Linked DNA regions of Mus musculus: region 1 is linked to region 2. The links are chromatin loops, found by intact Hi-C in ENCODE. Cell type or tissue: gastrocnemius. All regions are shown on one strand. Links, peaks and the distances in the headings refer to the core of each region. The heading gives the core; the rest is flanking DNA. Region 1 has its middle 15 kb from the start of Arl4c. Region 2 has its middle 55 kb from the start of Gm41912.

What was found. Peaks named below come from ENCODE experiments on the same cell type or tissue, not always from the same donor. Only the 100,000 strongest peaks of a DNase experiment are listed, where the experiment ranks them.
Region 1: a loop joins it to region 2, with 1.9 times the contacts of the local background. A loop is called at or near these places in 2 of 42 quality-filtered maps.

The regions. Positions count from the first base shown.
Region 1 is chr1:88,680,026-88,695,345 of GRCm38, reverse strand. No RefSeq gene overlaps it. Among named protein-coding and RNA genes, the nearest start is that of Arl4c, 15 kb to the left of the region's middle. In gastrocnemius, for the core only: no CTCF peak of the experiment used is centred there; a DNase peak (open chromatin) is centred at 5,745.
Region 2 is chr1:88,617,429-88,632,748 of GRCm38, reverse strand. No RefSeq gene overlaps it. Among named protein-coding and RNA genes, the nearest start is that of Gm41912, 55 kb to the right of the region's middle. In gastrocnemius, for the core only: no CTCF peak of the experiment used is centred there; DNase peaks (open chromatin) are centred at 8,178 and 9,023.

The DNA of each region.
Region 1 (15,320 bases), core at 4,396-6,895, 66 kb before region 2:
GGGTTGTTTTGTCCCTATAAGACTAAAAATAAGGAAGTCAAAATAAGCGAAGAGCGAAACCCTTCACTTACATTTCTGCAACCTTAACCTTGCCGGAATGGATTCTTAAGGAGTCCCCGTCGCCTGTGACATTTAGCTGGAAAATTGTCCACCCTGTGTTTTCCAGAAAGGAAACCACAAATGTTCTGTCCCTGACCCTAGACAGCTGAGTCAATGATTTGGGTCCAGGGGCCCTGCTGAGTCTCCCCACCTGAGCTTTTCTGCAAAAGCTACAGTTCTCACTTCTAAGGAGGGCCTGTTTGCTAGACCATGGACATCTTGTCTCTATGCTCCAGGGCCTAAGCTTTCTTTTTTTCTTTTTCATTTTTCCTTCCTTCCTTCCTTCCTTCCTTTTTTTCTTTTTCTTTTCTTTTCTTTTTTTTTTTTTATGTACCTCTCTACATAGCCCAGGTTGGCTTTGAACTCACATTATAGAATTCACCTGCCTGTGCCTGCAGAATGTTATGCTAATAAAGGTATGCACCACCACACCCAGCCATGGGCTTGAGGTTTTGAACAATCCTGTTAGCAACATCACAGAGTGCCTCTGTGTCACCATCTGGTAACAGAGAAGGACGACATAGTGTCCAAGAGCAGAAGATGCCGGCTTCGTATGTGACCAGGTAAGAAGAGAGCAAAGCCAGATCTCCATGTCCTTGGATCTCACCGCCTCCCTGCAGCCTGTAGAACAACCTGTGTGTGCCTGCATCCTGGCATCACTCTCCTGCCCGTGACTCAGCTCCCACCTGCCAGGGAGAGAGCAAGCCATGAATCTGTACCCGCGGGGGAGTTTCTTCCCTGGTTTGCCTGGTTCCTGGGTGTCTACTTCTCTCTCAGTTTCCAATGGTCACAGATGGCTGGGGATCTTTGTGTATTTGTCCCTCGCCAGCTCTGAACTCAAGAGCGGGAGCTTCTCGGTGTATAAGAGGACCTTGTAAGCTGCAGGTCTCAGAGGAAACCACAAGCTGTTCCTACAACTTTAGAAGCAAGAACGAATGCGCTGTGTGTTCAGCACAGCTTTCTCCCAATGGTTCTGGGCAAAAGCTGCACCCCATGAGAATATGGTACCAAAGAACGACCTAAAGCAAGGGAAGCTTCCAGCTGGGCTATAGCACAGGGTAGAGTTAGGAAGGGCAAGAACATTTGTAATTTTCCATTAGAGTTAAGGCCATCATGGCAGCCTTCAGCATAGTGGGGTTTGTCTGAACATCAGGAGGGTCGTTGCTACCCTGAAGAAATGTTGACTGTGCTAGCTGGGTGTCCTAGCTAACTGAACCTGCACCCACAAGTTGAGAAACTGAAGCATGGAGAAGTTCAGGTTATACGCTTTGAGATCAGTCTCTAGGAAGGGTGGGCCCAGCTCAAACTCTGGGTCCCTTCTACCCGGCAGCATCCTGGGCTCCACACACCGGCTGCTCTTACACCAGGAAGGGTCTGTAGTACAAGAAAGCTGAGGTTCCCAAAGAGAAGCAGGGATAAAGGGTAGTGATACCCGGGGACCGGGAGGACCACCTTTAGTCCTCTCCAGGATGCTGGCCATAAGCTGGGCCCCAGATGTAGTGTCTGCTTTTTCTTCGTAACGGACACATGCCACGTCAGAGGAAGACAGTCCTTGTGTCAGGGCCTATCCTGGAGCAAGTTTGAGTGTTCCACTCAGAACACTCAAAACTTGTGTCAAGGACTCTCCCCTGATTCATCCAGGAAGCTTAGACACTGCCAGTGGTCACCAGGCCTGGTAACTAATGGGTCAGGTCTTGGGGATGTGTGGTGACCCCCTCAGAACTTCTGATCCCTTCCTGACCAGCCCGGGGTTATTTCAGTTATTTAATTTATCCACTGAGAAAATGCTATGGCCTTGCTTCCCTTCCACAAGGCAACTACAGGGGTGCAAAATTCCCCTGTACTGACTGACCCTCCTCTGCAGAATCTCCTCTTTCTCAGGATAGCCTCAATGTTTTGTCTCATGTTCACTGATCAGAAAACTGACAAGTGAAGGTCAGAGAGACCACTCAGTGAATGAGCGCACTCTGCTCTTGCAAAGTACCCAAGCTCACCTCTCAACACCCACACCAGGCCGCTCACAACCTGCAGCTCCAACTCCAGGAGATCCAGTACCCTTTTCTGAGTATGCTGGGCATACGCAAGCATGGCACACATATAAAGTTTAAAAGTAAAAATAAATCTTAAAAAAAGGAAGGAAAACTGGTGACTCGGTGAAAGGATGAGGCAGGGGACTACTCACATGGAACCATCTCTCCTTGTGAGTCTTTGGGAGCCATCCTATAGCTAGAGTTTCCATAGGGAGACTATTGGGAAGTGAGCCTCTCTCTGTCTGTCATTTGTATAATCTCCATTCTTTCTGTGGCTCCCCAGGACTATTTTCATTTCCTTAAACGCTAACTTCACATGCAATTAATTTCAACTGCCGGCGTCTCACGCAAACTCAAACCATATCCATGTATAATTTAGAAGTCACCACGGTCATGATGGTTGTAACAGCCTCTTTCATAAATACAGGTTTGCATCCATTGTTAACAAAATGACAGTTTGCTTTGCTGTGTCATTTTGAACTGTGCTGGGATGATGCATCCATTACATTTTAAAAATTGCTGCTAAAAATAATGTTCACAAACACTGTGACACCTGCTGTTTCGGGGACACCCTGCTGGGCAGGGGTGCCAGGATGGCTTCTCTGACCCCATTCTTGACCTCAGACTACTGCCACTCTAGCTGGTGAGTCAGGCCTGAACTATCAAACAAGACACCCGAGTCCAGTGTGAGACATCCTTCATTGTACCAAACAGATCCAGTTGTTAGATGAGTCAAATTCATGGTTGTAAGCCACCTGTCTCAGCATAAGCCAGGGGTGCTTTGTTCCCCAAAAGCACAATGCTTTATGGGAAGAACTCCAGCCCAGCATCAGGGAGGTCTCAGATGTCTCTGTGCTAACCTGCAATCCTCTTCCATCTCCCCTGTCCTGCTCTGAGCCCCCCTCCACCCAATATGGACAGCACTCCTGGAATTCAGGATCAGCACAGCAGCCACAACTGCTGGCTCCAAGTCCTACTGCTCTCCACCCCCACTCCGTACTCCGCACCCACCCATCCACTGTTAAGTGTTCCAGGCATCCTTTGGAGGTACGGCCCCTTCAGCTACAACCTTACCTTGTTGTTACAGGTGTGGATTGGAGTACAGAGGACGCCTGCTGAGATTTCCAGATTCTCTGTGTCCCCGAGTGAACAATTGGACCAGGGACATACGAGTAATGGTAGACATAGAGATGCTCATTGAGGAAAAAAAGACACTCTTGGGAGTGGGAGTGGGCTAGAGAGCTGGGAAGGCTGGAAGTTCTGCTGAGGGGGGCAGAGAGCCTGCATGGGCTGACTATGCACATATGCCTATGTCTGGGCTCTGGATTTGGAGATCTTGAGCTTCTCTGGCGCATGCTTTGTCCCTTGCCTATAGTCCTGCTGTGAAGAGGTTTGTAGTCTGTCACTTGGCCTCTTCTTTAAGAAATCTAATCTAATCTAAGTTTGATGCCTTTCCCAGTCTCCACCCTCCTGCCGTAACCTCAGGTGTGGAACCGAAGAGTCTTGAGTAACTGGGTGGCTGACACTGCAGCCTTTCAGGAAAGCCCCTTTCTCTCTCTCTCTCTCTCTCTCTCTCTCTCTCTCTCTCTCCCTCTCCCTCTCCCTCTCCCTCTCCCTCTCCCTCTCCCTCTCCCTCTCCCTCTCCCTCTCCCTCTCCCTCTCCCTCTCCCTCTCCTTCTCCCTCTCCCTCTCCACCCCCATGGAGTTGCAGCCCCAAGTGCTTCCCAACAATATTGGATATTTTGGCTGGCTGGAGACCCTGAGATGGGTGAATATTAATAGTCTATGCCAGCTCTGGCCTAACTCAGAAGGAGACTGAGATCACACTCCCTGTGCCCCCAACACACACACACACACACACACACATCAGCACCTGGTCACCAATGTGTTAGGAAACATGGACTTTGCTTGGAGCACACCCTCCCTCTGCCAATGTACCATGTGCTCAAGGAAGGCGATCCTCTTCCAGTTTTAGGGGAGATTTGGATGAATCTGTGATTTGCCTAGGAAGTGTCATGTGACACAATTCAGACCAATCCAGTGGAAAGGTACGACCTCAACACGTGAAGGCCCATGAGACATGTCCAATCCAGGATAACAAGAGAGGGTCTGGGGGCCAGGCTGCTAGTCTTTCTACTAAGCTGAGAATGAACCCCTTCCACCGGCCCCTCTCCTACACAGGCGCTGGGCTTCCATGAATAGGCTCAGATGGGAGGAGTGCCTACCACCTTGCAACTGAGAAAGTCAGCATAGCACAGGGATTCCAGGCTGGTGTCCCTCAAATCCAGTGTACACAGCTTACACCTGAGATTCTGAAGTGCTCGCACAATTCCTAGTTTGGCTGGGCTGATTTTCTAGTGTGCTCCCTTGCAGTTGTTCCCTGGACGCCAATGCCAAGGCCTCTCCTTCCTGGAAAGTCACCGGCCTTGGCTTCTTGGGACAGCGCCCTGAGGGCCTCACCATTATACTCTGTACTATCTAACCCAATAGCTCTTACTTGCAAGTGTATTTTGTCCCCCATGAACAATGGCAACATTCTGAGCCGTTATTTGGTTATCACAGCTAAGGGGAGCTCTGTGCACCTATCGGGCAGAAGCCAAGAGGCTTCTCAACACCCTGAAATGAGGACAGCCATCCCCCCATCCCCCACCCCACCCCAGTGTCCTGAAGTCACATCAGCCAAGCCCAGAAGACCCTCACTCTTTATCTTTCCTCTAGCTTCTCCATTTCCCAGTCTCTGCTACAGGTGACTGCTCAGCTGGTCCCTCCTGGATCCTCGCCCCAACCTCCCTTGCCTTTCCCAGCCTCCTAGTTTAGAATGTGGCCTGCCCTCTCTCCCCTGCCCTCTTCACCAGGGACACTGCTCTACTGGACTCATAATCACAGTTCAGCCAGCCCCGGTTCCATTGCTTTCTCTCTCCAAGATGTCAGTTTCCAGCTGCTGCTGTGAGCAGTTGCACAAAGCCCTGGAGGCTTGGAACAATGCGCACTGGCTACCTCCTGGCTTTGGAGTTCCGGTCATTTCCTTCTGGAGGCCATACAAGAATCTTCTCTCCTCTTTGCCAGCCTTCAGCAGTGTATGACCTGGTCCTCAAACACAGTTGCCTTGCCTCTCTGGGCACCGTGTCCCCCTGTCTCTCCTCATAAAGGCCTTGGTAACTTCACTGAGCCACCAGGTAAACTATGATGTGTCTCATGGCTCTTGAGTTCCTTTGCTGTGTGAGCCGGCAGTGTCACAGGCTTCAGTGAACAGAAAAAAGAAATTCTGAGGATACTCACTCTGCCTGCCCCTCCCTCCTAGAAGGGAAGCCCCTGAACAGGGGATTGAATATGATTTATTCCTTACTAACCATGGAATGCAATGCATCCCTGACTGATATTTAGGACTAATAATTTATTAAATGATGACTGACTTATTATTTTTTTAGAAGCAATAGAAAGTCTGTCTACTCCCCATAAAAAAAAATGAAGGTTGATTGTAAAGTCAGATCACAGTGTGGACAGGATCCTGACACGAAATTAACTCAAGGAGGGAGAGCAGGGGCCAGGTGGGGTCAGACAAACAATTAGGCTTGTTACTCTCTACAGCCTCTTATACTTGTGACAGCTTGGCACTGGTCCTCATGTGGTGGCCTTTCCATGTACCCATATGTCACTTTATTACACAGACACAGCCGGTTGACTGCAGACCAGTCATTGGTCCAGCTCATGGCCTTTTCCTATTATAATCACTCTACAGTGAATCTGAGTCTCTGACTTTTCTTTCCAGTCCTAGGGATTGAACTCTAGGTATCACTCTTGTCAGATAAATGCTGAGCCCTTAGACTATGCTGTTGTCTTCTTTCTTTTCTTCTTTTTTCCTTTCTCTTTTTATTTTATTTTAAGAGTCTCACTAGGCTGTCCTCTCTGAAACTCTGGTCTTGAGCTTGCAAACTACTGTATACTAACATGTGCTTCAATATAGAAAAGCAAGCCATCCGTCTCCCAGAGCAAGCCAGACCTGGCTGGGAAGGGACTCAGAATAAGTTTGTGACACTTTTGTCACTTGGCAACAAAAACCCAATTTTACAAACCTCAAGTTGTCTCCTTTGTTGGCCAGGACATTTTCACTAACCATTGAGTTGAACAGAAGTCATTTAACTTTGTATAGGTTTGCCACTTAAAAATGGAAGCATCTCTAAAAGATGCTCACTTTAAAATTAGACAAAGAATGTGGATGTGATTGGAGCTATCTTCAGAAACCAGAGGTTATCTGCAAAGATGCTTGCTGTAGATTCCGACTTTGGAATTGTAGATAAAACCAAAAGATGGCACCCTAAGGAGTCATGATTTGAAATGACAAACAATGCCCAGTGTGTGTGGTGCCGGGAGTTGAACCTAGAACCTTGTGTATGATAGGTAAACACTTTACCAACCGAGCTACATCACTGTCTTCCAGCTTCTGTTTCATCCTTCTGAGCACAGGATTTTACACTCCTAGGAATGTGAAAGGTGTCAGTTACAGAATAGTTCTTTGATCTTACTATTCCATCCCATTCTATCTTACAGTCAGCTCTGGGTCCTGACCCTAATTTCAGGCTCATTGTCACATGAAAGGGCTTGAATATTTCTAACAGGGACACACAGTCTAAGAAAGCAGCTCTGACCTGGGAGCTTCTGAGTAATTCTTCTCCATTGTGCACTTGGGCCTTTATGTCTTGATCTTAAAGTCTTAGCTCTCACCTGTCTAGTTTTCCGGAAGAATTCTGATCAATAACACTAAAGTTAGACACCAATCTACTGCTCTTAGCATTGCGGACTTTGTAAGTCTTTGTTCTTCAAGCTGCAGTGAGGATTCCCCAGGGATCACACTAAAACACTGGGTCTCATTTATTAGGTCTAGGTAGGGTCTACAGGTCTGCAAGTCTGAGTGCCTGGTGAGGCTGAGGATGCTCTGTGGACACACTGAGAAACAAAGCAGAAGTGTGGCATGCAGTGTGATGTATGACCGCTCTTCCTTCAGTTGCTGGGCTTAGAATACACAGCATGCAGTATGAAAGGGAGGTGATGCTCCAGCTTAGGCACGAACTTCTCCTGGGGAGACATGAACAAACTTCTATTCCCTCTTGATAGGGCATTGGCAAATCAGAGAAGACATTCCACCTGAGCCTGAGTTTGTTGGACCGGCGGGTTTATCATAGTTACATCAAGGACTATGGGTGACTCAAGGGCAGGTGCATCATTGAATAATCTACCCAGCACAGCTGATGACTAAAAAGATGCATCCCTGGAGTTCCCTGCTGAACCTGCAGGGAACTCGGATGGCCAGAGAGACTCCTTTCCCCAGTAATTACTACAGTCGTATAACCTCCGAGGGACTTTGGGCATCTTGTATACTTCATTAGCTTCCTACATTTCATAAGTTTTATTTCCTTCCTGAGTCTCCAGAAAGGACTGTTTCACCTGGGAGAAAATGGCTGTACACTAGAGGGGAAGTGTAAGATGCATGGACATCCATTTCCAGGAAGCGAATATGACATCAGCCTTGGCTACTACCTGGCATTGGAAGAAAACAGCCATGGCACCTAGTATTCTTATGGCTGCACATATAATAGTGAAAATGAGTTAGATTTCCAGTGCATCCCTTAGTAGCTGTGACTTCCACTGCCTCACAGTAATTCAAGCCTAGAGAGAGGTGGAAGCTGGTTGGTTGGTTGGTTGGTTGGTTGATCCTCCTACTTTGGAGCCTCTCGTGGTACCTTCCAAGCCTGTCTGTACCCAGACAGAGCCTTTCAGAGCCCACAGCACATTCATGGGCTTCCCCCATGGATCTAGACATCAGCTCGTTGTCTCTTGTTGATGTTTTGTGAGTGAGAATCAGATTTCCCTCCTCTGTGCTTTGGTTTCCTCTGGAGGACACTTTAGTAACCTAAGAACAAGAAAGAGGCAGCAGGGAGTCCCAGTCGCCTCTTCTAGAACTGGGAGCTGCTGGAGAGTCATGGGCTGCAATATGGGTTGGGTGGAACCTTCCTTTGTGTTCTTTCCCTGAGATGTCAGAGTTAATTCACTGACACAGTAAATGGCATGGCTGTATCATACACTCACGCCATCCACTATTGTTCGGCACTAGCAGTGGCCACTGAGGAGTTTGGGTTTACACGCAAATTCCAGTGTTTAGTTCCTCCTCAGAGGTCTTGTTCAAGCACCTGCTTGAACTTAATCTTACTTTTCATAGAATGTTCTCTGGGCTTAGAGATGCTTCCAGGAAGGTTTCATCTTTTGTTATTAAAGGTTCGGTCTGCCTCTCGAAGGTCTGTACCACACAAATGGCAAGTGTGTTTACATCTCAGGCTTCCTTGGCAGGTAGGTAATTATAGCTTCAGTGCACTGAGATGAAAGAGTGTGGGGGATGCTGATGGCCACTGAAAGCTTCCTTCGTGAGGTGCATGTACTTCCTGTGACCACTATAACAAACTCCATTCTGGCCTTGGCCGTAAGTGTAGCCTGTGTGGGATATGTGCCCACTGTGTGGGGATTATCCCATCCTCTGTGATTATTTGGGCTCTGAAGCGTGCAGGGGTTCCCATGGTGAGACCCCCATATGAGGGCAGTGAGTGAACATGTGTGGAAGAGGCTAAAACATCAGAGATAAATTTGTTCTATATCAGACCCTAGGGGTCACTTATCTTGCCTTAGGAGATTCACTCGCTCTTCAAGGTGCATCCGTATCTCTAGAAAGGCATAGATCTGTTCATGAGGGAGAAGAAAGGTTCCATTGAGAAGCTAATCTCAACACAAGTTTGTGTATGAACCAGTTAGTCCAGATCTCAATAGTGTTATGAAGAGAGGATCCTGAGAGGTCTTTCGGAAGATATCCTGGGATATCTTGGAGGTAGGAGATGTGTGTATAATCAGACAGATGGGGGTAGGGGTGGACATGTCCTCTAATGTAGCAAGGTTTCAGCAGAGAAAACAGATACGGTGGTCTAGATATGTCCCGGCTGCATGGTGATAGGGTGGGAGCCAAGGGCAAGCTGGGGTCTCAGTAAAGAAGAGAATGGTACTGACTCCACAGATGGGAGTCCTCAGGTATTCCTTAAACTCAGAGGTTAGTGTCTTTTGGGGGGACTCCCCAGGATTTGTGGCTCATTGTAGTGCAAGAGTCCTTGAGGGGGTTGATTGGTGGATTCCCCCAAACATCGCTGCTTTGCTGGCCTCTCATCCACATGTGTGTTGTGGAACAGCAGCCTGGGACGCTAGCCCACACTGGGTTGAGTCCTGTCCCTGCCTTGAAGCACTCCATAGCTTTTTAATGAGAGCTGTAAACTTTCAGTCACCTGGGAGCCTGCAAATGGCAGCAGCATTCTAGGCTCAGTGATCACAGTCAGGATGCCACCACCCCATCCTGCTTGCCTATCTCTTGACCATAGTGAAATGATTCTAAAGACCCTGGATTGTGGATGGACCTTTCCTTTCTGTGGCATCCTCAAGGGCCTCTGTAGGGGCTGGGAAGAAGCCAGGGACTCTGTTGCCCAGCCCTATGTGCTGAGTTCTCTAGGGTTTTACAGCATGTGGATGCCCTCTGAGAAGCCCACTTAGCACCTCTCTGAATGCTTGTATTGGCTGCTATTTTCTTCTACATAAAATATTCAGGTTCCCCATCCTGCTCTTGTAACAACCCATTTCCAGCATGATTAATTTGCTCGCTTGAACATGGTCCCTGCCTGGGATATGGCTGCCCCTGAATCCCACCCATGAGTTTGCCATAACTTGTGGCCTCCATCACTGAAAACCTATCGTCTCAGTTTAGTCATGTGTGGTCACAGAAACAAAGGTGACACTTTTCACCATCCCTCAGACAGACTCACTGGTCTGGAGTGGAGCAAGCCTGGTCATTACTGTCTGTAGCTACTGCTCTGAAGGGAGCAAAGTGTGTGTTGGAGACAAATGTTCTGGAATCCTAAAAGACTAGTGGTAGGTAACACCTGGCCACACTCAGGAATGCCTAGTTTGGTCTATCTAACTGCCTGTGTGACAGTATTCTACTAATGGAGACACCCCCAACCCTGAGCAGTCCCATGATGGAGCCCAGAGCAACACTGTGTCTCCAGCTTCACAGTTTGTTTAGACAGAAGACAGAATATCTTCCACTAGACACATGACTTAATCTTTAGTCTTGGGGTGTCCTAAATTTAAATCCTTTGAGAGAACCAAGAAGACGGTTCTCAAAAGCTGGCTCACTATAGTGTACTGACAGTGGTCTTGCTTTATGATGGTACAGGAAACATAAAAACCCACAGCACAAGTGTGACAGCAACACCTGTCAGTTTGCCTTCTGTGATGCAGTTCAGAAACAATTTGAAGGGTAGAAGGGCTCACAATCCTAAGATGGTATCAGAAGAAAGGGGTGGGCATTTTAAGATGAAGTTAGAATGTACCAGCTCAAGGAGTAGTTGTAAAGCCCTTTGTCTCTACTCCACCATGGAGATCTGTGCCCAATTCTAGTTCTACCTACTTCCATAACAACCACTGACCCCTGAGGGTTGGTGTCAAATGGAAGCTTCCCAAGGAGTTTGCCTTCATTACAGAACATGATCCCTCAAGTCTTCAACCCAGCAATTATGGGTCCTGATTCCAAACTAGAATTTAATCGATACTCTCTCATTAGGGCAAGTGTCTACCGGCATCTGCTGAGCCTAGCAACTAAAGTATTTATGACCAGACAAACCTGTTTTGACTGTCCTCTGCTGAAGCTCCATCACAGCCAGCCAGCCATGCCTCACACTGAAAGTTAAATCACTCTGAGCACAGTGTACAGAAACTGTATCCCAATAATCTCAAGGAAATGGAGATTGTAGGAGTCAAAACTCATATCAAAAGGTATACATTCTTCACGGTGCACATTGTCACCTTTCAGGTCTGGGCTGAGTTTATTGTGAATTTCTTAATTCTCTACTGTGGACATCACAATTGGTCAAGCATTGTTGGGAATTCAGGACACCATCTCAGGGAAGGAGCTACAGCACACCCCCAACCCAATCCATCCAAGAGTCTGCTTGGCCTCTCTCCTCTAGCCAGGGAATCTCTTGGGGTGTGTCTCTGATTCCAATTCCTTGTCTCAGGCACTTCCTGCATTTGGTGGCATTCAAAGCTCTGCCATTGAAGGCATCAGTGACTGTGTCCCCTAAGGAACCTCAGCTCCAGACTCTCTGGCTCAGCAGTTCTAAACCTGTGGGTTGTGACCCTTTTTTGGGGGGTCAAATGACATTTTCACAAAGGTCATATATCCTACATGTCAGATATTTACATTGTGATTCATAGCATCAACAAAATTAAAGTTATGAAAGAGCAATGAAATAATTTTAGGGTTAGGGGTCATCACAACATGAGGAACTGTATTAAAGGGTCACAGCACTGGACGATTGAGAACCACTGCTCTGGCTCCTCCAAATTCATTCTTCCCAAACAGTGGTCCATGGAGATCTGAGGTCCCTCATCCCACTGACACTGGTGTCCATCACATGCAGTTGTACCATGTCGCTTCTGTGCCTACTGTCCCCACTGCTGTTGTTGGTGTATGTATTGGCTTGCTTCTCTTCTCCTGGCATACCTATTACCCAGAAGAGTTATTGATATCAATGCTGGCCACCACATGGCTGTATTGGAGGTGGAGAAACCTGGGGCAGAGAATGAGGCAGGGAGGGCTGAGAGGAGACAGAGTAGGGACATACAGGCCACTGCAGGTCCCAGCATGTAGGCCATTCTAGAAGAAATAGAGGGCTTCTGTGAAAGATATGCATCTTCTCACAGCGGGTGCAGGTCTTTGAGGATGGAGGAGGTCTGTTGGGATGCTCTGAAGGTTGTGTTTGTTTATAATGGATTTCTAGACCAGACTAGCCTTGAACTCCCTATGTAGTTGAGGATGACATTGAAATTCCAGCCCCCCCTGCCTCTACCTCTTTAGTGCTGTGATTACAAGTGTGTACCAACTGGCTTATGTGGTTCTGGAGATTGAAACCAGGGCTTGAAGTATGCTAGGCAACACTGTACCAAAGGCTCAGCCCCTGAACTCTGTGTTTAAAGGGCTCTTCCCCATGAATGTCACTCTCAGATTTAGGAGGAAGCTATGGTCCCTTTGAAGCCAGTTCTTTTCCTGGCTCTAGTGGCTACCACTCCGTGCAACAACCCAAGATCATGGTGGGTTTCTACTAATACACTGGAATGGGAAAGATGTCCTGGGGGACTTGGACACATTTTTGGAAGCATCATTGCCCCATAGGCATGGGACCAGCACAGGGCATGACACTCTATGCTAGTATAGCCTTTGATTTCTGAAGATACTGATCAGAAGAAGCCAAGGGTCTCATGAGTGTGTTCTCCTGGAGGTGCTGATGATATCAAAATGGAATCCCAGGGAGGCAGGGCTGGGGGACTGGGATCCTGAAAGTCTCTGCCAAGGCTGAGCCAGGTCTGTCTCATAGCCCACTACAGCATCAGCATCATGGACGTGACAGAAAGCTCCCCTGGATAGATTAAATACCACATTGTGAAACCAACTTAGAAACAGCTCGTGTAATGTTGCCCCTCTGTGAGTAGAATCCAGCAGTTTCTGTATCCGTGCATAGGGCTACCAGTCTGCTTGGGCTGCAATCACAAAAAGCCATGGGCTAAAGTGACAACCCCTCCCCTTATCACTTCCTTGAAAGCTGGTAAATCACCAAATCTCTGTGTATACTGAGTTCTCTCTCTCTCTCTCTCTCTCTCTCTCTCTCTCTCTCTCTCTCTCTCTCTCTCTCTCTCTCCCTCTCTCATGCTTCTTGCTGTGGTTCATGTGAAGTTACAAAGGGAGCTCTGGCTCCCTTTTCTTTTCTTATGGGGATGCCATGACCACCATGGGACTCCCCCTCCATTACATCATCTAAACCTAATCTCATCCTATAGAATCCACCTTATAGAATGTCATCACATTGTAGATCAGAGCTTCAACAAGTCTGTGGGCTGATAGACACGTTCAGTCCATATACCACTCCGCCTGTATCATCCACTGCCAGAACTTCCTAGGCATGTCCACAGAGTACATCAGAGGACCCAAGATTTCATTTGAAGCTGTGGACTCTGATACCTGCTGTACATAAATTTCTTTCTGGTCTTTCTGATCTTTCATGGCTCTTTCTAGATGGTTGCTTTGACTGTCACAGAGAATTATAACAGGCAAACAAGCCTTCTTAGTGAATGTCCAGCGGGATTCTGAAAAGCCATAAGGACTTAGGTTCAAATACTGATTCCATGACCTGGGAACATAGAACACTTGGGATTAGGTTGCAGACTGTACTAAGCTGGATGGAACTGGGGCTAAGGTAAGGGATTACATGAAAGAATAGCACACACAAAGGCAAGTGGGTCACAGCCTGGATCTGAAGGAGATGACACGTGCACAGAAATCCAGCAGCCTCATGTCAACAGGTGCACACCTGCACGCTCCTCCAGTTCCAGCTCAGGGCCAAGTTGTCACTGTCCCTTCATCTCATCAGCTAGCGGGCCGAAAGTCAAATACAGGATGCAGTTTTGTTTTGTTCTGTTTTCTTATATTACTTTTCAAAAATGGTTGACTGGTCACTTGATTTCATTCTGCTGGCCACAAGACCTTGGGTTAGTTGACACATGCTGAGGTCACTTGCTAGGATTGTCCAAGGTTGACACATAGCAAAGTAAAGCACACCTGCCTTCTATGCTTTGGTCCCAGACAGGCATTTACAAATCACATGCTCACTACAGTTTGGAGCTGAAAAGAAACTTCTAGAATGTGTGTCCAATGTCAGTGAATTGACATGAAATGCCCAACTTTTGACCTTTGTCCAGGCCACCCTATTCCTACCCTTCCATAATATCTGTGCTTAAGCCATACAACCCTTTCTTTGGTTTAGTGTCTTGAATTCACTTCTCTGCTTCCTACCTGGTGTCTTTAAACATGCGGCTGATGCTTCCCAACGACCCTCCCCCACGGCCCCCCTTCTTTCTGTTCCCATGGCTTCTTCCCTTATTCTCCATCTCTGGGGTAGCCTTGACATGTTGATAGAAGTTCCTGATTGCTCTGATAGCCAAGCCCTTCTAAAAACAAACACTTGTCTCTCAGCACCATCTCAGCTACTTCTTCCTGTCATTTCCGGAGCAACTTGTCTGCTGTTTGTCCCTCCTACTAGACAAGTCATGCAAAACAAAATGGCATCTACTTGTGTCTCATGTGGGTCATTGATTTCTGTCAGGTCAGTTTGTTTGCTTTCTTGGCTGTCTTGCACGTGGCAAGCACTGAGCTTAGTGAGTCCATGCCCTATTTAGTCATCACTGTTGCCAACCCCAACTACAGCAACGTGCTTGCTCAGAGGCCTTTCCCTGAGAGGCTTTCAAATGGAATGGAGTTCATCTTTCTCAAGACTTGAGGATATTTGCATAGTCATAATAAGAAATCTTGGGGGATGGGACTCAAGTCTAAAAGTGAAATTAATATAATTGTCACATCTCAGAGCGTCCAGTCTTTTGACACTGCAGTACAATAGTGTCGTGTACAGACATGTTATGCTGCTTTCATAGACATCCTGGGATGCATACAGCCTGCCAGTCATACATACATACATACATACATACATACACACACACGTGTGTGCTCTATATACTTAGTCAGACAGTGATGACATTCAGTACTTTTAGTTTGCTCTGCTGAGAGCCACAGGAAGGGGTGGCTTTCTGTGTCTCTGCCTAGGGTGCCTTGGTCCTCAGAGCAGGCCCAGCTTACAGAATGGCAGGATGGAAAGGCACAAGGAACAAGGTGAGACAGGCAGAAGGCAGTCATCCTGCCTGCAGGGGCATGATTCTGTGCTTTCCCTTGGTATTCAGTAATTAAGGCTGCCTGCCCATAGTGCCACCCCCGACCCTGTGTGATCCTTTTCATTTTCCAACCTGGTAAATGTTCATCCTCCCTCAAAGGGCTTCCTGGAGCCACTTTCCAAATAAACTACACACACCCTGGGAATCCAAACTAAACCAAAAGAGAGGTGGCTGACACCACACTATTTAGCAAGTAATCTATCCCAGACTGGCAGAAGGATGCCCCCTACAACTGTGCCTGCATAAGCCTCTGTCCCCCAACCCCCCATCTATGAATGTGTTGCCAGGTAGAGAAGGGAATTAATTAAAGCTGTGGGTGGGACTAAAGTT
Region 2 (15,320 bases), core at 7,769-10,268:
TAGCCCAGACTGGTTTGAATCTCACTCTGTAGCCTTGGCTGACCTCAAACTCCTATCTGGGCCTCTATAATATTGGAATTACTGTATTTAGCAGATCTTGCCTCTTTATTCAACAGTCAGATCACTCACAGCCCTTAAAAAGTCAAAGACTGTGGATATTGCTGATGTTACAGGTGTTCGGCTACCATGCCTGGCTCATGCAATTTCCATTTTAAAATGTTTTACATTAATTTATTTATTCGTGCATTCATTCATTCATTCATTTAGTGGGGGGCGGGGAGGGGGGGGCAGACGCTGGTTCTCTCCTTCCACCGTGTGGGTTCCAGGGATGGAACTGAGGTTGCTAGGCCTGGTGACTAGTGCCTTTACCCACTAAGACATTTCTCTGGTCCCATAAACATTTTCTTTATGCAGTTTTTCTGGGGTTCACTTCTGGAAACAGGTGAGCTCGAAGGGTTCCTGTGGCTACCCCAGGCACTGGGCTGACACCATCTCATCTAGAGCCCCTGAAATCAGATAGCATTTCCCTCCCTCTCTTCTGACCTAAGTCCCCACAGCCATGTGATCTTGCGCGCGCTCGACTGGCCAGGAAGAACGACGCTGCAACAGGATCCTTCTGCACACGTTTATTGGGAGAGCTTGATTCGAGCCCAGAACTGGTGCTGCTTTTATAGGCCTAGGAGGGGCGTGTCTCACACCCGGATTGGTTATGCACTAAGCCTCATTTGCATGTTCCTCATCTGATTGGCTACTCTCTCTCAGTACCTTACAGAACCTCATTATCATACCTCATTTGCATGTCTCACATCTGATTGGTTATACTCTCAGTACCTTACAGAACCTCATTATCATGCCTGGGCCAGGCAGTGTCTTTGCAAAAAACTTTACTGCATATGTACGCATTGGTTGTTTGTCCAATCTTATGCGTGGTGGCCAGCAGTAGTCAGTGCCACTCTGCAACGGCACATGTGGCTTCCCACAATGTGGTCCCAAAGTAGAAACGCCTACTTAGCTCTCTGCCTTGCTGACTCCTGAGCCAGACCTCACACTCCTGTTTCACTGTGTCCCTAATTCCTCCCTAACCAGTAGAGAAGTGAGTCAGCTAAGCAGCCATTGATGGCCTGGCACTTCCCCACAGCCATATACACATGAGCGGCAGAGACATATGACCCCTGCTTCTTATCCAGCCCTGAGGCAGAACTGGAGGGGAATCTGCAGGACTTTGGTTGGTGTGTGTATGGGGTCATTGAAAAATCAAGGACAGTCACTGTCTCCATGTCCTGAGAGAGGCATGGGGACTTTATGATGGGTGTTTGGTCTAGTCCTCTTCTACTAGGCCCATGTCTTCACATGCTCCTGACTCTTGAAAACCTCATCTCTAAATTGGAGGCAACAGCATAGTCTCATTGGGACTGGAAGGATTCCGAGAATACTATAGCCCAGAACCTGCAGAAAGTCTCTAGGTAAGCCAGGAAGTCTCCTGTTTCTTTGTAACCCACTACATGGGACGAGAACGCTATAACACCATGGTTTCCAACTTGTGGGTCTCGACTCCCTTAGTGAGTCAAATATCAGAGATCCTGCATATCAAATATTTACATTCTGATTCACAACAGTCGAAAAATTACAGTTATTAAGTAGCACCGAAACAATTTTATGGTTGTGTGGGCCACTACATGAGGAACTGTATTTCAGGGTCACAGCATTAGGAAGGTTGAGGGCCACTGCTCTAATCCATCCACTGTCCTCCTGGGGAGCTCAGAGCAGGGCACCTTTATGAGGCCAGGTTCCCTGGATGAATGGACAGATGTACCATTCTAGTTGAACCTTGGCTGTGTTGCAAGCAAGCTCTTCCAACACCAGGGTCAACACTTGCCCTTTAGGAGGCCATTGGACTTCCCAGGTTTGTTGGAACTTGCAGCACAAAAAGGGGAAGTAGAGGGCTGGAGAGATGTCTCAGGGGTTAAGAGCACTGGCTGCTCTTCCAGAGGTCCTGAGTTCAACTCCCAGCAACCACATGGTGGCTCACAACCATCTGTAATGGGATCAGATGCCCTCTTCTGGTGTGTCTGAAGACAGCTACAGTGTACTCATATACATAAAATAAATAAAATCTTTTTTTATAAAGTGGGGAAGGGTAGAAAGGATGCTTTCAGGCTGGGCTGCAGAGCTCCAAATGGTGCAGTGGCTGAGACTGGTGCCTGAATCTCATGCCAAAGCAGAGGGAGCCACACTCTGGGCATGCCATGGATGGTGACCACAGACTGGGAGTCCCCCTTTCCCACAACAGAACACCTATTAATTATGCTTGGGGCTGGAACTTAAAAGGACTCAGGAAAGGTCACTCTAGACATTTTGAGGACGAGGCAGTGCTGTGATTAGAGAGTCTGGGTGGGCAGGGTGGCCACACACTGCCAGTTCTGACCCAGAGAATCTAATGAGCAGCCTCTAGTCTCTCCCTGCTGAGGCTGTCTTGTATCCCCACAAAAGGACAAAAGAGTCCAGAGTGAAAGGAAGGGGTGGGAGACAGGCCACTGGGAAGATAACACTGGGAGGATTTGGCCACAGAGTCTGAAAAAGAGCAGCCAAAGTGGCCGTGGGGAAATTCAGGAATGTGCAGAAAATCCTCAGAAAGTCCACACTGTTTTGGGGGAGGGCTTTTGTGTTCCTGTGCCCTGTTTCTTTAAACCACCAGAGTCTTATACACTGTTATTTCCCATTTGTACCACCTACCTTTAGCATTAAGACAGTCTACTGCTAGGCTGGACTGATAGGAAGCTCAGTGGTTAGGACTATTTTCTGCTCATCCAGAGGACCAGAGTTTGTCCCCAACATCCACATCAAGCAGCTCACAACCAACACCTCTAACTCAAGCTCCAAGAGATCCAACACCTTTTCTGGTGTTTTGGGGGCATAACATCTACACATAGCAGACACACAGGACCCACACACATAAAAAAAAATAAATCTTTAAAGATACTTACTTTTCTTTTAGGATGTACTAGTGTTTTGTGCATGTGTGCATGTATATGCACCATGTTGCAGTACCTATGGAAACCAAGAGCATATCCTCTGAAACTATAGTTACAGATGGTTGGAAGCTGCTGTGTAGGCACCGGTATTGAAACACAGGTTGTCTGGAGGAGCAGCCAGTGTTTTTAATGGTTACGCCATTTCTACAGCCACCTAAGTAAGTAAGTAAGTAAGTAAGTAAGTAAATAAACGAGTGAATCCTTTCTCACATGTTCTTTCAGTTTGCTTTAGCAGAACATTTTTTTCACCTGTGTCTGCTTCAGCCAAACGCTTCCTTCACCCATGTCCACTTCAGGAAAACACTTCTTCACGTGTTTGCCCCAGCAAACCACCATCCAACACAACTGACTTTCAAAAGAACCTGTAAATTTCCACTTCAGAATTATCAGGGGTTTATCTTCTTTTTCTGCTACGTAAGGGAATCTGAGGCCAACATGGGCTATATAAGACTCTGTAAAAAGAAATGGCAGGAGGTAAAATTGTTCATTTTTGTTGTTGTTTGTTTTAGAGACAGGGTTTCCTCTGTGTAATCCTGGTTGCCCTGGGACTTGCTTTGTAAACCAGGCTGGCCTTAAACAGAGATCCACCTGCCTCTGCCTCCTGAGTGCTGGGATTAAAAGCGTGTGTACTGCCCAGCTAATTTCTAATATTTGCATGGTTCTTCCTGGGTTCAGGTAGTGACTTAAATGCTTTACAGATGTCAGCCTTTTAAATTCTCTTGCAGTTGTTAAATTTGGACCTAGCAAGGTGAGTTAGAAGTTATATATATTTTATTTCATCAACATAGAAACGTGGAAACAGTAGCACTGAGCAGCCCATCCAGGGTCACCTGCCTGCTAGCTGGTGGGGTTTGGGTTGAAACTGTGTGGTGGAGGAGGTGAAGTCCAAGGTGCTGATCGCTGCACTGCTAGAGAAAGAGAGAATGAGTGACCTTGGAGAGGCCTGACGGGAAGACGGAATGGGAGCTTAGAGCTGTGTGACATCCGTTCGTTGGCCTTTTGACTGGTCCTCGGATCTGTCTTTAACTACATCCTCCACTGTCCACATACTTGCTTCTGTCTGGAACTGTCTGCTCCTTTTCCATCCACCTGCCACTGAGCAAATGCCCACAGAACCCATCCCTGTCTTGCATGTACTGTTGGGGGTGGATGCTTTGGAGTCAGCCTCTTCCATTGTCGTTTTCAGATGATTTTTTAAAGTTTTAAAGTTTCTGGGGCTTCAGCGCTCCAGAAAAGGCCTCTGTGGAAAGAGTGGGTGTAGTGCCACTAAAAGTCATAGCATTCATTATCGTAAAATCCAAACCTTCTTCCGTCCCTCAGTGAAGAGTTCTGCTCTTATGAGACATATTTGAGTTCAGCTATACCTACTGCAGGTATAGTGTTGTTGCTCTTAACTGCTGAGCCATCTCCCCAGCCCCAGGTTTATTGCTCTCAACATAATATTTTAGGTGATCATTTTGCCTCATAGGAAAAATATGTGTTTTAACCTAACATTTAAACGTGCACACATATATTCAAATATATGTTGTTGTTTTCATTTACCACGATTCTGCCAGTCTTGCTAATTTGCATAAGCTTGGTCACTTATGTCTACTTCCCTTCTAGAGTTACACCTGGTTGGATTGGCTACAACTTTCAGAAAAGTATTTGATAACAACAGTGGTTCTGATGCAGGGTAAAAGGTAACGGAGAGTGAAAAACTGGAGCAAAGGTCATTTAAAATGATGCCAAAATAGGGCAAGATACTAAGAGAAGCTAGCATTTGGCGGCCACCAAACTAAATAGAAAAATCTGGTGGGTGGGTGTTTGTTTGTTTGTTTGTTTTAGACCAGGGCATGCTGGGTGTGCTGAGGAAGCACAGAACGAGAAGCAGGAACAGTCCCAGGAGACACTGATGGGCAATCCCCAGCAATGAAGACCTTGGGGAACGAGGTCAGGGTTCTCCTTCAGCAGGTGAAGCACAGGGCCAGTGAAGCACTGGGACAGGGACACGGACTCAGGGTCTCGTGAGCCCCACCTGCTCACAGCTGGTCAGCACTGGAGAAGTTGGTTTGTCCCCTGAACACTGACAAGGAGTGTTTAGTGGGACTCTCTTCCTATGACCGTCTTTGCTGGATGAGCCAGCACCTTCCAGGTTTCCTGAACACTCAGTGTGACTCATAACTAGAGGTGTGAGGCTGGCTTTCTAATAAATCTTCCGAGACCCAGTTGATTCCCAGACTGCTTACATATGTTAGCCGCCTTGGTTGTTGTGGTAAAACTGAATAGGAGACAGACAGACACACACACACAAACACACACACAAACACACACACACAACAACGAGGGGAGAGAACATGTTTGCAACGAGATTACACGTGTTGGAGCATATTGTGAGCACATTCAAAGAGGACGTTTTCTCAAGGCAGCACAAGAAGGATCACACGGATTGTTTGAATATAATTCTTAGCTACAAGTTTGGGTGAAAAGCTGGCATTGGTCTAAGGTTAACAGGCAGTTGTTGGTTAGATGTCCATGCAGAAGTGTTTCTGTGTAAGGTCACAGTGGCCCTTGCATAAGACTTTGTTATCCACCATGAGAGTGAGATGGCCTCCTTCGGAACTTTCTAGATTGACTGACTGATGGCTAGCTAGGGTTTGACACATGCCACTACATTTTAGTCCTGACAATGTTCATGTGCTCATTAAATAGTTTGGCCAACTACTACATGTAAATGCAAAATGAAGCTCTTATTTCTGTAAAACCTAAAAGAAATTCACAAGAAAGCCTTAAGAAGTGTTGAGACTGATTTTCAAGAGTGTGGTCAGGATGCTAATAAAAGAGGCAGAGACTGTAAGGACTGGCCAACTACTACATGTAAATGCAAAATGAAGCTCTTATTTCTGTAAAACCTAAAAGAAATTCACAAGAAAGCCTTAAGAAGAAGTGTTGAGACTGGTTTTTAAGAGTGTGGTCAGGATGCTAATAAAAGAGCAGAGACTGTAAGGACTTTAAGGTTTCTCGCATGTATGGCCTTGGGATTCAAAGTACTTGCTCCATTAGAAACACACACACACACACACACACACACACACACACACACACACGGCCCTGGAAAAGGTGCTAACAGGCACACACTCATTCTACCACATCAAAGCATATCTCTGACACTGCTCTTCTCTCACTGGGAAAACAGCTGAAAGGCTGCTCAGCCTTGTGATCCCCACTGTTTTCCCAGGCAGCATCCCACAGGAACTAACCCTGAGCATCAGCCCTGAAGTCAGAGCAGGTGCTGTTTTGGGCAACGCACCTACAAAGCTCACCAGCCCAAGCACACTTGGTCCCCACCCCAAACTCACCAGTTCAAGCACATAGGGTCAACACCCTAAAAACCCAGAGTCTCCGATTGACAACACAACGCACACCTTCCCTCTCTGTACCCGTGGGGTCTGCCGCCATGCTTTTTTTTCCAGAATGTAAAAACCCTAACACTGGACCATTGTCCTTCCCAGAGTTTAGGGAAATCCTCTGATAAAAGGAAGTTGTCTCTTGATAATCCAAGATGGTGAGGAAGTCTCCCCTTCAAGCAACAACGGAGAGAGCTAGACTTCAAACTACAACAAGTGGCAAACATTGCCTTCAGAACAGTTTTTTACTACAGACACATAAAAATTAAATCGTTCTTCACCATCCATGTTGATCAGTGTTTTCTGATTATAAAAACAGCGTGGGGACTGGAAAGATGGCTCAGTAGCTAAGAATGCTTCCTTTTCTTCTAGACCAGATGAGCCAAGTTCGAGTCCCAACATCCATGTTGTCCATCTCACACCAGCTCCAGGAGATCCAACAAGGGTGATACCCTCATCTGTTTCCCCGGGAGACCAGTACACCCAGGTTCAGGTTCCATGCTTACATTTATGAGATTTAGTGTAGACACTTGAAAGGACTGGCTTGTCTAGATGACTACTGTTGTGAACGTCTGTAGCCAGGGTACTCAAGTCCCTGCTTTGTACGGTGTAAATACTTGGGGCATGATCAATATTTCAGTTGTCATCAATCCTTAGGTATTAGGCTAAGTCAATCAGATCTGAGGATGGGAGATGAGAGTGTCTGAAGGGTCAGTGTGAGCAAGGGGGTACTCCCAACTTCTAAACCAGGATATATTCTCTCTCTCTCTCTCTCAATCTTATTTCTCCCTTCACTTTTGGTTTTGTTATCACTGCTCTCATTTCCCATGCCTGCTGTCATGTGTATCTCTGCAAAAGCAAACGGGCCAGCCTCCACCTGTTGCCCTTGACAGTGGGCACACCCTGTCTGCACAAAAGCTACATAGGCTCTTGGGTGTCACCATGGGAAATAGGCTGATACAGCCATGACCTTAGGAAATCAGGGGAACCAGGAGCCAAATGAAGCTCAACACCATCACAGGAAGCAAGAGGGAGGTGTCTGGGCCAACAGCCAGGCTTTTCACATGAAGAGTAGGAGGAAAGGGCCATGGTTGAATGTTTGTGTTTCTGGAATTCCTGATAAAATCCAATCCCTCTATCATCATCAGAAGCAGGAGACAGAGCTTGATGCTACCCGAGCTCTTTCTAGAAACTACCACAGATAATCTTAGGACAAGCCCCAGTGAAGCACAGTTGGAGTTTGTTGTGAGAAGATGGTTTTAAGCTGTGGTTGTTTTGCTGTTGTTTTGAGACTGGCTCCCAAGCAGCTCAGCTTGGCCTCGAACTGGAGGCCATCAGTGATGACTGCAAACTTCTGATTTTCCTGCCTCTCCCCTGAAAGTGCTGCAGTTACCTGTGGGCCTCAGCACCCAGTTTAATAGACGGCGTTGATAACAGGGTTAATGCTGGTGCTACCACCGAGGCAAGTACTTCAGAGGACAGCTGTGCACATGTCGGGGTTGATACAGTGTTCTCGAAGAAGAGTCCCAGCTGCCAGATTTGTGGTAGTTGGTCCAAAGAGCAAAGTTCAAAGTTCAAGGATTGGGAAAAGGGACAGAGAATTCCAGGAATGGGTTCTGATTTTCTAGAATAGGGTCACTCCGCATTTTCTGTTTCTTATATGAGGTTTTCTGGCTGTGTCATAGTGTCAGGCAGATAAATGCTAACGCACCTTTGTAATGAAGCAAAGCAGGGTCAGGGGTCAGAGGTCAGGGGTCATCGGGGTCACCCATGTTGGTTCTAGCTAGTTTGGGGTGGCTCCATGTAACATAGTTGCCTCACGGCTTCTCTTTCCCCATGGCTGTCCAGCCTACTTGAGTATAAACAAGACCTCTCTGAGGTGGTCAGGTGATGAGGGAGCCAAGACCTACTAAAAGTTGTGATAGAACCCCTGTCTGTTCCTTCTGTTATGTGAGAATACATGGACGATGCCATTTTGGAATTTTGGAGCAGAGAGAGCAAGCCCTCACCGGACACAGATCTTTGGACCTCCCAGCCCTCAGAAGTGTGGGAAACATATTTTTGTTGCTTATAAACTAACAACGGGTAAGATTGCAGTCAAATCCCAGACTAAGAAATCACACACCTCAACCCTTTTACTGCCTTGCATTCACACATGTGCAGCAAGACTGGGTGCTGGCCCCAGGGCTCAGTTACTCTTACAGCAGGCCTCAGGAAATTTCCAGAAGGGTCAGGAACATAGACTTCCCCTCCTCCAGGCTACATAAGAAAGTGGCTTTTGTCTAAACCAATCACACATCTTCATAACTCGGGGCTTTTTCTCTCATCGGGAATGGCAGGACTTGAGAGAGCTGGGTAGGCTCACTTGGGCATAGCACAGGTTCACTTGGGCAGCCGTCTCTTTAAATACCCCCTCACAGCTCCCTCTTCCTTTCCTAAAGAAAGAGAACCCCAAATGAAAAGACAGCCCATCCCTCTGCATCTGAATTTGAATTTCTTTTCTACCATTGCCAGTCTGTCTTCAAAGTCCCCGGTTCATAGTCACAAGCAACCGTCCCTGCTCATGGCTGATTGTGGAGACAATTGGCCATTTGTTAGTAGTCTTAATGAGCCAAGTGGGTAATTGTTTCTGGCTGGAACCACCAGGGGCACAATCAGTGGTCTGCATTCATAATTTCTGGTAAAATCTCTACTAGTTGGGTGCTCCTGGCTGGCGGAGAGCTGGCCTGTTGCTTTTAAGATCCTTCTGTTAAGGACATTCAGTCACAGCGGAACAGAACCGGAGTCATACATTTTACCCTCTAGATAATGAGAAAAGTATTCCTGTAAGATGCTGAGCTGGTCCAGAGGATGCGTTCTCTTCCTGCATCCCAGTGGGAGAACAAAACTACAGCCATTCTGCACGTGCTCAAAGCCACGCAGATGGCCATCTCAGACGTATGCTCCCAGGAGCATGCCTGTGTTCTGACCTCTCACCTCCTCATCGCCATCTCTGACATCTGGGGACTGGGGACACTCTTCCCTGAATTCACAGTCACCGATATATATATCGGATGGGCAGCCAGCCACTGTGCACGCTGCTCAGGCCTGCCAAGCCTGCTCTGAAACAGCTCCCGTATCCCTCTCCCTCAGGTCCCGGCTCTAGTTACTCCCTGTTCTGCATTCTGATAGGGCTGATAGAACTTCACACAGCTAAAAGGCAGCCCCGATAGCCACATGTAGATGGAATTACCACTCACAGCATTTTTATATGGAATGTGCAATGAACACAGATTTAGGTAAGGGTTGGGGGAGTATACTCTACTGAGAAAACTATACCGAATACAAGCATGATATTTCTGGATAAATTTTTATAACATTTAGACATTTTGTCTTGTTTTTGTTTTGTCTCTCAGGTAAAAAGCAATTCCCAGATCTTCTTTCCCAAGGAGCTAAATGATTCTGTTATATAATTATGTATAAAAATAGACAAAAGATCTATCCTCAAGTAAATTCAGATCACTGAACCACAATGGAAATAGGCTTTGAAAGTTGCATGACCCAGGGGTGTGCATGTGTGTGTGTGTGTGTGTGTGTGTGTGTGTCAGAGACAGAGAGAGAGGGGAGGAGGGATGTGTGTACATATTTTTTGTCACCTATAGATACAAAAAACCTAGTGCTTGCCTGCATGACCTTTCTTGTCTCTGTGACGTCATCTCCTCTCTGCACCTGCTTGGGTGTTGTGGGGAAGCAGGAAGTGCTATGTACCCAACTCTTCACATTAGTTGTTCAGGCTGGGAGCCTTTTGGCAGTATGTTCATCTGAAAACAGTGGAGTTGGGAGGAATGTTGTACCGACTTTCAGAAGACCCACTGTGCCTGGTGCATCACCTTCCTGCCTCGTGGCGCTCCCGTGGAGCTCTTGAATACTGGTACCCACGTTCTCTTTGAGGAGTTGGGGATAGAGGATAGATATGATCAAAGCACACTGGAAGAAATTCTATCTCTTTGTCAGTCTGTCTATCTGCTAGGATTTATGAAGCTCCTCCCCCCAACACACACATGTGCACACACACATACACGTGGGGAGAGAGAGAGAGAGAGCCCACACTCCATTCCATCCTTTGAGGTACACAGCTGTCCTTCCCTTAATTCTTCATCAGCCCACAGCCTGTTCTTAAATCCATATTAAAACAATTTTCTTCCCAGGAAATTGGGAAATTGAGGGCTATACAGAGAAACCCTGTCTCAAAACAAAGCACAACAAAACAACCAAACTCACTTTTCATAATAAATGACTTTACTTCACACTTTAAGGTCTGTTTTTCTGTGTTAAGAATCCTGGCTCCCACCAACCTAAGGTTTCTGAGAACACGTCTCGGGCTGCACAGCTGGCTGTGTTCAGTTTCCTGCTGCTTCTGGCCTTGCCAGCAGCCCCCATTCTCCATGCTCCTTCTGCCTGATATCAGTGCCTGTGAATTTTTGAGAAGCAAACCTGGGGAAGAGAGAATCATTCTCTTCGTCCTCCTGCCCCAACACTGAAGAGGACACCCTGTCCACCACCAAGTGAGGATCACCTTTACCATCTTCTCTCCATGAGCTCCCAAGCAGCTATCACGGAGCCACTAAATCAGACTTGTGTGAGGCCATTGCTTCAGACAGAACTCCTACTGCAGGCCTCCAAAGACCAAAATGGAGTCACTCATGTCAAAGTTTCACACCACCCAACCAATCTGACACATCACCCAAGCAATCTAGGCATGGAAAGAGATGGCAGTCAAATAACACAGGCCAGTTTTGGTTAGTGTGCTCAGGCACTCACCCCTTTAAACTAAGCCCACTGGTGTTTTGGTTTCTGACATAGAATTATCCTGTCTTTAGAGGGAAACATCTGCCAAGCTGTTGTGTCCAGCTGATTCTGATCTATCTAATCTACATCAGCCCTGAAGCCCTGAGTGGGCGTGGTCTCTGAGATGGGTGGTTCTAACCAGAGGCAAAGACTCTTCACTCAGGAGAGGAAGAGGAATTGCATGTTTGACACTTACTCAGATTGCAAAAAAGTTATTTGCTGTTGTCTGAAATCGAGATTTACTAGATACCCTCAGATACCCTGCATTTTTATCAAGCAACCCAAAGGGAGGCAGAGGAAGGTGATTTCATTGCACAGAGCTGATTTTCATCTGGTTTTAGTAAAAAAGAAAAAACCAGCACCACCACCAAAACAGAACTCAGTCATGTCTCAAATACACAGCTGTTGGGGAAAACATTTTTCTCAAATCTTTGAATTCCTGAGTTAGCTACTAGGAAAGTGCAGGAAATACTGGGAGATAAGTGTTTCCCTGGGAGACAACGAAGAGCCTGCAATAGCCCAGGATGGGTTAAGCAATCAGGAAAACTGCAATTTGCAAAGGCTGCTCACACCAATCAAAAAGGAAAAGAGGCTCAATTCCCAGGAAATATGCCATGAGGCCAGGCTAGACCAAAAAGCGAGGGCAGGGGTGATTAACAGAAGCTGCTGCCCTGCTCTGCCTTCCCACCTGTAGGAGGAACCCTGGCAACTGCCAAGTATTGGCTTAAGCTCCTCAGTTGAATGACTGCACACAGACCAGCCTGGGATGATAGATGTTCCCTGGATGTTTCAAGGGGCTACATTAACTGCAAACAAGAGCATGTCTGCTTAGTGTACAAAACAGTTCAGGTCTCTCACTAAATCTGAAGCTAGGCTGGTAGCTAGGGAGCCCCAGGTACCCTCTTATCTCCACCCCATACAGCACTTGGCTTACAAGTGAGCATATGCATACCTGTTTGGCTTTTTAATGGGTGCTGGGGATTCAAACTTATGCTTGGGCAGCAAATACTCTTAACCATTGAGCCTTGGGGAGAAGATGGTTTTTCCGTCTAAGTTGTAAGTCTCCCAAGTTTTATTGTTATAACATGATCCAATGTAGGTTACATTGTGTCACGCTCTCTTGAGAGGTGGCTCTTCCCACAGATTCCAAATGCTCTAGAAAACAGTTGGCATTCTCTTAGGCATACTGTAAACACCAAATATACTGCTTTACTCACACTGCACTGAGTCAGATAGCCACAGGCTTGTGTTTATACAACAATACAAATACAGAAAAAAACGTTATGCTGTATTGATGATCACTCTAAAAATGAAAACCACCTATTCAGTCATAAGGCATTGGCTAAAGAAATTACAGAGCATTTCTGATCCTTTCTGTGACAAGAAAATGAGCTGGTCATTAAAGGCCAGCTTATGGGGAATGCCTACTGATGCCAGAAGACAAACTGAATCAGTTTATGTAAATGAATATTTAAACCTCATGAAGTTTATGGACAAAATCAGAATCAAAGTCTCCACAATACTAGCAGACAGCCATTGCGAGGGGCAGCTGCTTCTTGCCTGTTTTCTCACATTCTGGGTTGCTAGATTTCTTTTCTTGTTTTAAGTTATGCTATGTATAAAGGGGTTTTTGTTGTTGAGTTTGATTGTATTATTTTTTGATACCCCAGGCTGGTCCAGAATTTATTATGTAGTCAAAGAAGACCTTGGAGGGTTGTTGTTGTTGTTGCTGCTGTTTTGGGGGCAAAGCAAAGAATTCATTCTTCTGTTTGTTTCAAAGTTTTGTTTTTGGTTGTGATGTTATGGATTCAACCGATTGACCTTGAGCTTGTTGTGATCCTTCAGCCTCCCAGGTGCTGTGATCACAGGTGTGTGCTCTCACAACGTAGTCTGTATTGGTCTTAGGATGACTTGAATATGCTTGACCCATAGAGGATGGTACTGCCAGGAGGTGTGGCCTTGTTGGAGGAAGTGTGTCACTGTGGGGGTGGGCTATGGAAGTCTCCCCTTATGCTCAGGCTCCACTGATGGAGAGCTTCCTCCTAGCTGCCTGAGGATGCCAGTCTTTCCTGGCTGGCCTTGGATCAAGATGTAGAGTTCTCAGCTTCTCCAGCACCATGTGTGCTTGCATGCTGTCATGCTTCCTGCCATGATGATAATGGACTGAACCTTTGAAAGTTTAAGCCAGCCCCAATTAAATGTAGTCCTTTCTAAGAGTCATGGTGTCTCTTCACAGCAATGGAAACCCTAAGGAAGACAGGTCTACATGTTCATTTCTTTTCTCTGGGTACCTTTGGCTGCCAGGACCAAGTAAACCCAGAAAGTTTGTTTGCATGGATCTCCCTGTTCGCAGCTAACAAATGTAGACTTTCCCCAACAGTCCACAGATAATGGACAAGCGCAAGGATGGGGCTAGAGTGTGCTCTGTCCTTTGTCAGTCTCTAGTGTTGGATGGCAGCAACTCTCCAGCACACCCACTTTCAAAGAGTGACTGGGGCATGGCTTGACTAGCAGGGCATCTTTCCTTCTTTTACCTTTAGCTAGGTGCTGTGCTGGTATCTTGTAGTAGCGTAATGATGAGGTAATAGAGGCTGGCAAGTTGAGGATCATGGTAGGAGACTTTTATCTCTCCGAAGGTCTTGGGTACAAAAGTCAACCACATCCACATTAGGATCCAGAAAAGACTCTGAGGTTGAAGTGGACATGAACCCATGCTTTGTGGGCACAAGTTGTTCTGGTTTTGCAGGAAGGCACAGAGGTCCTGTTTACAGGTAGAATTCAAATAGTTCCAAGAGGACCCTAGAATATAGAGTAGAAGCCCAGATAAAGGCAACAGATGTGAGATCAGATCTTCAATCCGAAGGGAAATAGTCAATCCTATTGGAGTAATAGATAGGGTTAGGGGACTAAAGCCTGGGTGGAAGGGCTTCCAGTTCTAGACTCTAAGCATGGCTGCTTACAGGTTGCTCTCACTACTAATCTCTGTTGTTATCTTTTCTTCCTGTCTTTGTTACTGTTCTATTGCTGTGAAGAGATGCGGTGATCAAGGCAACTCTTATAAAAGGAAGCATTTAATTGAGGGCTTGATTGCAGTTTCAAAGAGTTTACCCATGATCAATATGGCAGACAGCAGATAGGCATGGCACTGGAGTAATAGCTGGGAGCTTTACATCCTCATCCATGGGCATCAGGGAAAGGGAGGGAGAGAGAAGGAGAGGTAGGGGGAGGGGGGGAAGGAGGAAGTGGGGGGGAGAGGGAAAGGAGAGAGAGAGAGAGAGAGAGAGAGACAGACAGACACTGGGGTTTGGTGTGGGGCTTTTGAAATTTGAAAGCTCACCTCCAGTGACATAGTCCTCTAACAAGGCCACGCCTCCTAATCCTTCTAATCCTGCTCAAAGTTTCACTCCCTGATGACTAAGCATTCAAATACATGAGCTTATAAATACATTGCTATTCAAACCACTGTATTTTCTCATCTAAAGCCCATATATTTAGCTCCCCCATCCTTGGATCCTTTATTTGAAGCTTCAACTAATTGTGTTTTGCAATTGTTTTGAAAGGGGAATTGCACTTGCTCTTGACATGCGCAGCCATGTTCTTTTCAATCTTATTCCCATTATCCTTAAAGCATTTGCACCTCATTAGGTATCATACATAACCTAGAAATGGTTAAAACAAGGCAGGAGGCAATGCCACTTATACGTAAATGCTACAGGATCTCATATGAACATCTGTGGGTCACAGTACCCTCATAGTAAGTAGCCATTTCCCTGTGGATACCAAGGGACAGGTTCTTGTTATTGCCATCTCCTGTGGATCTAGAACCTTCTGTGAGTGAAGTCTGTACCCCACCCCATTGGGAAGAATCTTGGAGATGTGATTTTCTTTGGCAACGAAACCTGAGCAGAACTATTAATGTGTCATTCCTGGCTGAAATTTTAAGGTTTGTTTTTTTTTTTTTTTTTTCTCCTTGGATTTAGTCCTCATTTCTCCATAGCCGTGAAAGAAATGAGGCCCCCAAATCATCTGCACCTTCACAATAGGCTGGGGGAAATGTGTATCTCGGCATATGGTA